Linked DNA regions of Homo sapiens: region 2 is linked to region 1. The links are chromatin contacts, found by Hi-C or POLR2A ChIA-PET in ENCODE. All regions are on one chromosome and are shown on one strand. Each heading gives the region's core, a stretch centred on a gene start or an enhancer-like site at or near the end of the contact. The rest is flanking DNA. Distances are from core to core; before and after follow the strand shown. Region 1 overlaps NOTCH1 (notch receptor 1). Region 2 holds the start of EHMT1 (euchromatic histone lysine methyltransferase 1).

Evidence for each region. A loop is a pair of places that touch in the nucleus more often than their neighbours do. ChIA-PET counts read pairs that join two places held with the same protein, here RNA polymerase II (POLR2A). Pooled maps may share reads with other maps.
Region 2: POLR2A ChIA-PET joins it to region 1 with 14 read pairs in activated CD4-positive, alpha-beta T cell. The contact joins the promoter of EHMT1 here to the enhancer-like site in region 1. A Hi-C loop is called at or near these places in 2 of 50 pooled maps. POLR2A ChIA-PET finds 5 or more read pairs at or near these places in 2 of 52 experiments (activated CD4-positive, alpha-beta T cell and activated CD4-positive, alpha-beta memory T cell).

Annotation. Positions count from the first base shown.
Region 1 is chr9:136,523,979-136,528,457 of GRCh38, forward strand. NOTCH1 (notch receptor 1) reads right to left here. Exons shown (of 34, transcript NM_017617.5): 3 at 1. LOC124902310 (a long non-coding RNA gene) reads left to right here. Exons shown (of 3, transcript XR_007061865.1): 3 at 1,120-1,599. Among named protein-coding and RNA genes, the nearest start is that of MIR4673, 6.6 kb to the left of the region's middle. RefSeq lists an enhancer at 2,333-3,204. Within about 2 kb of position 2,260, at least 15 of the 41 ENCODE cell types and tissues checked have a DNase peak (open chromatin) inside an H3K27ac peak, as active enhancers do.
Region 2 is chr9:137,617,118-137,621,596 of GRCh38, forward strand. It overlaps EHMT1 (euchromatic histone lysine methyltransferase 1), which reads left to right and starts at 1,888. Exons shown (of 27, transcript NM_024757.5): 1 at 1,888-1,932. The coding sequence starts at 1,912. ARRDC1-AS1 (ARRDC1 antisense RNA 1) reads right to left here and starts at 1,778. Exons shown (of 3, transcript NR_122035.1): 1 at 1,414-1,778; 2 at 817-1,074. RefSeq lists enhancers at 1,581-1,630, 2,296-3,014 and a silencer at 1,671-1,970.

The DNA of each region.
Region 1 (4,479 bases), core at 1,010-3,509:
GCTGTTGGCAGATGTGCCAGGGCAGTTAGTTCCCACCTGCTTCCCCAGCGCCCCCGCCACTCAGCACCGGGAACCTGTCATGGGCACAGCCGCCTCCCCCCACACCCCGGGCACGGGCACAACGGCTGCTTAGCGGGGTTCCCTTAGGGCTGATAAAATGTTCTGGAACCAGACACATGCCGCGATTGCACAACTTTGGGAATGTACTGAATGCCACTGAATGAGGCTGAAGCAGGAGAATCACTTGAACCCAGGAGGCAGAGGTTGCAGTGAGCCGAGATCACGCCACTGCACTCCAGCCTGGGTGACAGAGCAAGACTCAAAAAAAGAAAGAAAGAAGAAGACAAATGACTGCTAACTTGGGGAACAAGCTAGAGACTAGGATGTTCCAGCAGAACCCAGCTTGGACTCCACAGCCCGGGCAGGGGTCTGGGTCTACACCCGCGGAGAGCCATGGAGAGGAGCCGGGTGCATTAGCTCCGTAGAGCCTCCGGGTCTGCAGGCCTATCTGCTTTTCTTCCCAGCTTTGCTAAAGCGAACAGGCATTGCTTGGGCAGTAACAAAGGCCGTGGTTTTTCCAACCTTCAGGTGTCAACATGATGGCAGCCACGGAAAGTGTGGATCAGCCCCTTCCTACGTGGAAGCCTTTCTTTTTCTTTTCTTTTTTTTTTTTTTTTTTTTTTGAGTCTTGCTCTGTTGCCCAGGCTGGAGTGCAGGGGCGCGATCTAGGCTCACTGCAACCTCTGCCTCCCAGGTTCAAGCGATTCTCCTGCCTCAGCCTCCCGAGTAGCTGGGACTACAGGCACCTGACACCATGCCCAGCTAATTTTTGTATTTTTAGTAGAGACAGGGTTTCACCATGTTGGCCAGGCTGGTCTTGATCTCTTGACCTCGTGATCTGCCCGCCTCGGCCTCCCAAAGTGCTGGGATTACAGGCGTAAGCCACCGCGCCCGGCCAGGAAGCCTTTCTGATGGGACACCTCAGGCTGAGACTGCAATGGGGATGGGACATCTCATGTCAAGATCGCACTGGGGATGAAGGCTGGCCCGTTCCCTGCCCACGCTCAGCCCCCAGACACGTTTCCCTTTCGGCATTGAGTCTTCATAACTCACATCCAGGCACATCAGCCAGGAGCAGAAGCACCCACATTACAGCCGGGGAAACCAAGGTGCCAGGAGGAGGTCCCTCTGCCAGGTCTCTGCAACCCCGTCAAGGTGGGTGAAAGGCTGCCCCTCACCCCGGACACACAGTCTGGGCTCAGAGAGAACAAGGGGAGCCAGGGGAGGGGTCCTGCATCTCCACCCAGGCCTGGTCTCACCTGTTCCCTGCGGCAACAGGCGCAGAGCCTGCCCCCCCCAGCCACCTGCTGTGGTCATAAATCTCCGGCCCCAGTCACCTCCTGGCCTTGCGCTCCGGGAAAAGGTCTGGGACCCGCCGGGCGCCGCTCTTCCCAGTGGTGAAGCCTCTGAAGCAGAACATGCCACCAGCCTCAGCGGCCCCAGCGGCCCGGGAAGGCAGCAGCCTCACGGCTCAGGCCCTGGGTGGGCATGGCCTCCTCCAGATGGGATGTACAGAGGGAACCGTCCCGCCTTCCGGAGCCCACCTGGGTGCGGGGCTGCGGCGGCCGCCTGCCCCAGGACCGGCCCTGAAGCTGCCGGCTTCCCACAGGACCCCCACCGGCCCCCCAAGTCCTCGCCTCCTCTCCCGCTTATTCCCACCCCAGTGTCTCCAATCAAACCTGTGCTATGTGTGGCAGTGGCCTGGGGGGGCCTTACCCCGAGGGGCTTGTGGAGGCTGGGGGTGGGGGTTCCTGTGCGTTTCTCAGCAGCCAGCCACGCCCCTGTCCCAAAGGCCCGGGAGGCATCTGTCTTCCCCGAAGGCTTTTACCCGTGACCACGGCTTGGGTAGAGAGAACGCAAAAGGGCCACTCTGGCCGACCATCTGTTGCCAGAAGCCAAAAGTCCCAAACCAACTGGCTTAAAGAAAACACATGTCACCCCTTCCAAAGGGGCTCTGGGGAATTCACTCAGGCCTTGCTACGGCTCCTGCCAGCCCAGTGAGCGACGGGCACAGCCCCGGAATGAGGCTCCCCCTCCTCCATCCCATGTGGCCGGTCACTCCGGGGCTGCAGCGACAGACCTGCCTCTGCGGGCACCTGTTGGGAGGGCAGACGTGGTTCCCACTGCATGCAGATCCAGTTACAGGCTGGCCGGTCCCCGAGGTGGAGCGGCCGCTGGGAACCCGTGGAGTGCACAGGCTGGGCTGGGCTGGGCTGTGGCCACAGGAGGGGCGCCCTCCCTCCACATAAATGCCCCATTGTCAGGCGGGAGTTGGCCACAGCTCCCGCTTGGAGAAAAGGCCCTTTTTGCTTTCCCAGCCGCTGAAGTCGGCAGGGGGTGGGTACAGGACAGAGGGCGCTCGGTCATCAAAGCCGGGGCTGGAGGCTCCTCAGCCTGGCCCATGCAAGCTGGTCCCCTGCCTCCCGGCCCCTCGAGGCTCCAAGGAGCGGGAAAAGCTCACCTGCTGGGCAAGACGGGGAGGAGGGGCAGGGGAGGCCCATCCCACAGCTTTAGGGGACCCCAGAGGGGAGACGCTGGAGGTCCGAGCCCCTAGAGCAGTCTCCCACCAAGTGCCCTGAGGTCACAGGACATTGGCTGTCCCTGAATGGACCACGACACTCTGCCCGGACACCGGGCCCCACTCCCCACCCTGAGCGCGGACCCCAACGTGGAGGACTGTGGGAGAATCTGCCCAACCGGACGCATCCCAGTTAACGAGGCTGTATCACGCCGGGCCAGCAAGAGGAAAACACGCCCCATAAATCAGGCGTCGGTGCTCGGACAAAGGGCGGCTGGGAGCAGGTGTCAGACGTGGCGGCAGCTGCTCCCAGCGGGTGGGGCAGGAGCCCCAGCCGGAGGCCTGAGGAGGCTCCCGTGGGGGAATGCAGGCTGAGAGGGCCCATTGTCCGCCCCCACTCCCAGCCTGGGCATCGGACACCACAGGGAAGGCCCCTGCCACGGCCCCACAGCCACGGCTTGGAGGTTCCGTGAGACGCGCTAGCTGGGGGGAACCGGGCCGAGCCTGGAGAAAGTTTTGAGCCAGGTGTGGGGGTCTGTGTGTGGGGGGCAGCTTTGGGCCCAGTCTCCCGCTGCTGCTGTGGGCAGCCTCCAGCCTGTGCCCGCCCCAGTCTGTACCTCTCTCCCACATGGCCACAGAGCTGGAGCACCCTACAGACGGCGAACACCTGCCCTCCGCACAGCACCCAGACGTCCCTGAGAAGGTGGGAGGGACCTCAGGCCTGCAGCATGGCCATGGCCAGGACCACCAGCCTGTGAGCAAATCCTTCACAGCTTTGGCGCTGGCCACACCCCCGGTACCCGGGCCACTCTGTCTTCAATGCTGTCCCGGCGGCCAGGTGGGTGTGGGCCGCGAGGTGGGCGCCAGGGCTTGGCCGAGTGAGGTGGCACCCAACAGCTGCCGCGCCCACGGGGATCCTCAGGGCTTCCATGAGTGACCCGCACCCCACCTTCCACCGTCCCCGCATCTCCTCCTATCAGGGGCGGTGGGGAGACCCCTCTGGGGCTAAAAAGTGAGGCTTGAGATAGGGAACGCCAGTCTCCCCCGACTGGACGAGAGAGCTGCCCTGTCCACCAAGCCACCCAGCTCTCGGGCTCCCACGGAGGAGACCCAACCCACGCCAGGTGTGCCCCCGTGGACTCCCCTTCCGTGCGTCCCTCTTAGGGTCACCCGGCACCTGCCTGTCCCATCCCCCACGCTCAGTGGCCTGGCGGCGCTGGGGTAACCTGTCCTATCTGGGCCCCCCGCAGGTGAGCGGCGGGCGGGGACTCCAGGAGGGCTGCGGGGGGAGGGTGCCAAGTGGCCCCGGCGCCTGCTGTGCCGCTCCCGCCACCTCTACCGCCACCACTTTGTTCCCGCCTCAGTATTTCCACTGTGCCACTCCCACCCTCCCTGCCAGGGCCGCTCCATGGAAATGCGACTCCAGAAAGCAGCAGGAGGCAGATGCTGCCGAGACCTTTCACCCAGGACGAATTCTAAATTGTGCTGTTTTCCTTTCTAAGCTAAGCGGCCATCTGCCACCCCCAGGGGACAGAAGACAGTTCCCTCCGCCCCAAAATGAGAAGGAGGGGTGAGAGGGACTCAGTGCGGGTAGGACTCACTCACTTCCTGCCCTCAAGGAGTTTATGGTCATGCAGGGCCAGGGATGGGGGCACAGGCAGAGGCCGAGCAGAGGGGTGGGGGTGTGGGGTCAGCTGGACCCAACCCAGCTGGGGTGTCAGTGATGTGGCTGGCTCTGCACCCGCCACAGGAACCAGAGACCCTGGGTGGGAGAGGTGCTTCCCATGGCTCCACCAGGTGACAGCACCTCCCAAGGCAAGGATGGGCAGGGACAGTGGGGGGGGATGGGCAGGGACAGTGCGGGGGGGATGGGCAGGGACGGTGAGGGGGGGATGGGCAGG
Region 2 (4,479 bases), core at 638-3,137, 1.1 Mb after region 1:
TTGTTGTTGTTGTTGAGACAGAGTCTTGCTCTGTTGCCCAGGCTGGAGTGCAGTGGCACAATCTCAGCTCATTGCAAGCTCTGCCTCCCGGGTTCATGCCATTCTCCTGCCTCAGCCTCCCGAGTAGCTGGGACTACAGGCGCCCAGCACCACTCCCGGCTATTTTTTGTATTTTTAGTAGAGATGGGGTTTCACCATGTTAGCCAGGCTGGTCTCCATCTCCTGACCTCATGATCTGCCCACCTCGGCCTCCCAAAGTGCTGGGATTACAGGCGTGAGCCACCGCACCCGGCCCAGTCAACAAATATTTTGTCTCCTGTACACCAGGTATTGTTCTAGGCACCATGGACTTACATTCTAGTAGGGAGACAATATTCCAAATCAGGATGTGGGAGAGTCACATGACACACACTGTGATGGAGCCAAGTAAGTCAACGAAGACAGGTATGGGGGGGCAGTATCATTTTAACTAGGGAGGAGAGGGAAGGCTTCCCTTAAGAGGTGATATTTCAACTCAAGGATGGTAAAGAGGGAAGCCACAAAGACACTCGAAATAAAGGTTTCAGGGAAGGGACAGACAGCAGGGGTGGCGGAGAGGTGGGTGCGGGGCAGGAGGGCCATGAAGGCGCTCGTGTCTCCTGCGAGGGCTCAGGGTGCTCGGCCTGTCATAAATGGACTTAGGCTTTGACAGAGCAGTTTAGCTGCCCTAAAGAAACCTGGGAAGGTTCCCTTGGCACTTGGGATTGTCCGTTTCCTTTTCTGTCTATGTGCGCTGTCTATGCTGGACTTGAGATAATTCTCCGGAGTCCGACTCACCAGGAGACTCGGGTGTCACCCAGATTGACCTTCAAGGCTCATTTCTTGTCAGTCCAGTACCCGTCCCCTCGGTTCACACGACCATCCAGAAACCTCAAATTCAGTCCATGCTTCTTGTTTTGGGTCTCGGGGCTGGGATAAGGCGGGCTGACCACCGCGGGGCATGTAGGTAGTTTCCGTGGTGCTGGGGGCGCTCTCCAGGGAAGGCTACTTGGTCTGCAGAAAAGGCCTTGACTTGTGCATACCTGGGCAGCGGGCCTATGAGTGGCAGCGAGAGCGGGGTAACCAGAGAGGGCACACCCCCCAACCGGAGCGCCCCCCAGGTTGGCATCTCCACAACTGTAGAACCTCCCCCATCAGGGCAACCCTCCCGATTGGGACACCGCCCCCAGCCAGACACATCCTCCTAGCAGAACACCCATGCTTAGCCGGAGCCGCTCCCCCGCCAGACACCTCCCCACCGGGAAACCCTCCCCAGTGGGACACCCCAGCCAGTCCAGGTATTCCCGCCGTTAGGGACACCCCCTCCAGCCGGAGCATACCCTCGGCAGGGGCATTCCTCCCAACCGAGGGAACCCCGCCGCAACGGGAACCTGCCTGAACCAGAGCACCCTCCCGCGCCGGGGACACCCCACAGGCGGCTCCCGCGCCAGGCCGCGGCCCAGGGAGTCAGCCTTCCGCGCAAGCCGGCGAAATCAAAGTGCGTCCGGGGTTAGAGGTCAGAGGTCGGAGCCGCGGGTCTTTCTCCTTCTTCGGCCAGCCCACCAAAACGTCAATTTAGAATGAGACATGTGTTGAAAATGGGACGGCTACTCCCCATCCACTACTACGACTCTGGCGGGCGGGTTCTCCAGCTCCAGGTCTCCTACCCCGCGGGCGCGCGTTCCGGTTCCGGCCGCCGCAGGCCCGGCGCCTGGGGCGCCGCACGCCTGGTTCCAGTGCGCAGGCGCCGCACCGGTCGAGCTCCAACGCGCAGGCGCGGGCGCAGGCGCAGGCGCAGACGTAGGCGATCGGCCCCGCCCCGACTCTGGGCCGCGAGGCGCGGGCGGGGCGATGGCGCGCGGGAGGGGCGGGGCCACGCTGCGGGCCCGGGCCATGGCCGCCGCCGATGCCGAGGTGAGCAGCGGGGCCGGCGGGGGGCGGCGCGGGGGCGGCGGGCAGCGGCGGAGGCGGCGCGGGGGCGAAGAACCGGGCGGGGCGGCGGCAGGCGGCCGGCGGGCGGGCGGGGCCCCGGGTCCCCCCGCCGCCGCCGCCGCCGCTGCCGCCGCCTCAGGCCGAGGCCGGGCCGAGGCCGCCGGGCGTCCGGCCCGCGCTCCCGCCGGGCGCGCTTTGTGCGCGGCGCGGGCCGGGCGGCGGCTGGGGGAGCGGGCGGGGGCGCAGGTGAGGGAGGCGACCGCGTACCTGTGCCCGCGCCCCCCACGGACCCCGTGCCGCCGCCGCCGCCCGCAAGCCGGATCTGCGGGGAGGGCCTCGGCCAGGGTGCCGGGGAGGTGCGGAGGACAAAAGGAAAAGTAGCGGGGCCGGCCAACTTTGGAGCGCCGGCCGAGGCGAGGCTGTCCCTCCTCTCGGAGCTCTTCCTTCGCTTCGTTGACCTTTCACTTTGTTCTGAGTAGGATGGCACCATCTTTAACGAAAAGTTGGCCAGTCCCGGCGTGTTTCTCCCCAGACAATGCTGCTCCAGCCCTGCTGGCTGTCAGAAGCAGGAAAGCACGCTCGGTGGGAAGCTTGCGGACTCAAGTTTATTTCCAAACCAGCAGCTTTAAAGGGCTCTCGATGTAAAAAGTTCACATTCTTTTGTTAATGGTCTCGGCCTTCCCCGTGCTCATTCTCAAGGATAGTTTGTTTCCTTGCTTAGGAAAGGAAGCAGCGTAGAGATTAAAGTCTTGCGAGTGGACCACTGGCGTCCCTCTGAAGGAAAAGCAAGCAGGAGGTGGTGTGTCCGTGGAGATGCAGAAATAGTGTGGTCCTAGGGCTGAGATAAGGGACCGGTTTGGAGAAAACTGTCAGCGTAGAAGTATTTCTTTGAAATTAACTGTCTAGTAACAGTTGAGACTTCTAAAGCTTAGAAAGTTAAGGTGTAGTAAGAAGCCGTACAGTATCCTGGTGCATAGACTTAACACTGTATTTTAACTCAGGTAATGTATGGCCTTTTTGTTTATTTTTTTCCTGCATTTTTGGGGGGTGTTGAAATAAGTAAACTGGGAAGGTGCAGGGGAATTCTTAAATTCAATGCAAGGAGTTTTTGCTGAGTATCTGCAGCATTCAAGGAATTAATATTAGTCACTGAGAACAAAAAGCGAAATTAGAAAATTTCAAGTCACTTCTAGGCTTGTAGGGGAGAAGACGTGTAGTGATGAATTCTATCATTTATGAAGTACCCACTGGATCCCACACACTGTGCAAGACCTTTAGATCAGGCGCCTCCCTCGGTTTTCTTCACCCTGTGCAGCAGGTGCTGTTATTTCCTTTTTTAAATTATTATTTATTATTATTATTTTTTGAGACAGGATCTCCCTTTGTCACTCAGGCTGGAATGCAGAGGCATGATCACTGCTCACTGCAGCTTCGACCACCCAGGCTCAAAGGAGTCTCCCACCTCGGGTGCTGCCACACCTGGCCAATTTTTTTGTATTTTTTTGGTAGAGACCGGGGTTTCACCATGTTGCCCAGGCTGGTCTTGAACTTTTGGACTCCAGCGATCTGCCTGCCTCCGCCTCCCTAAGTGCTAGGATTACAGACATGAGCCATTGTGCCCGTCCTGTTGTTTCCTGTTTAGCTGAGGAGGAAGGGTTAGATAACTTGGCCAGTCGGTTGTAGGACCAGCACTAGTACAGTGTTGGGCACGTAGTAGGTGTTTAATACATGACCGATGAGCAAATGGCTCCAGATGTCTCTGGTTCCATAGGCAGCCTTGAATAGGGCTTTACACACCTGATGAGAATGACAGCCTGTGTTGACTGAGCCCTGACTTGTGTCCAACCCTGCCATAGTGCCAGTGCCTTGCATGAATTCAATAATTTGAGCCTAGCAGCAACCTTAAGAGGTAGGTACTGTTACCTCCCCGTTTATAAATGAGAAGACAGGCGCAGTGAGGCCCAAGATTGAAGAGCTTGTGGCCAAGAAGATGGAGTTGCAGGTGGTTTGGCCATAGAGCTGATGCTTGCTAAATGTGTTATATCTGTGATGGTCATTTTAGGTTAATAAAAGCTCTGTTTTTAGATTGATAATTCTAAGGGTTTATCATCAAGGTGTATGAGAAGGTGAGGGAGCCCCTGTGTGTAGCGCAGCAACTCTGGCCTTCTGGACAGTAGGTAGGCATGTGATCACTGTTGTCACTAAACCTGGGAAATGATTCCTGGGTCAGGGTTCATTAATTGCCAAATGATTAAAGTAATAAAGCTGACACTGGAAACTTATCTAACTTCATTTCTTTTCCTTGATTTACAAAGATAGTCAATACATTTTCCTACCAAAAAGAACTGGCCAGCCGTGGTGGCTCATGCCTGTAATCCTAGCAGTTTAGGAAGCCGAGGTGGGCGGATCACTTGAGGTCAGGAGTTCGAGACCAGTCTGGCCAACATGGTTGAAACCCTGTCTCTACTGAAAATACAAAAATTATCTGGGCATAGTGGTGTGTGCCTGTAATTGCAGCCTGGGCAACGG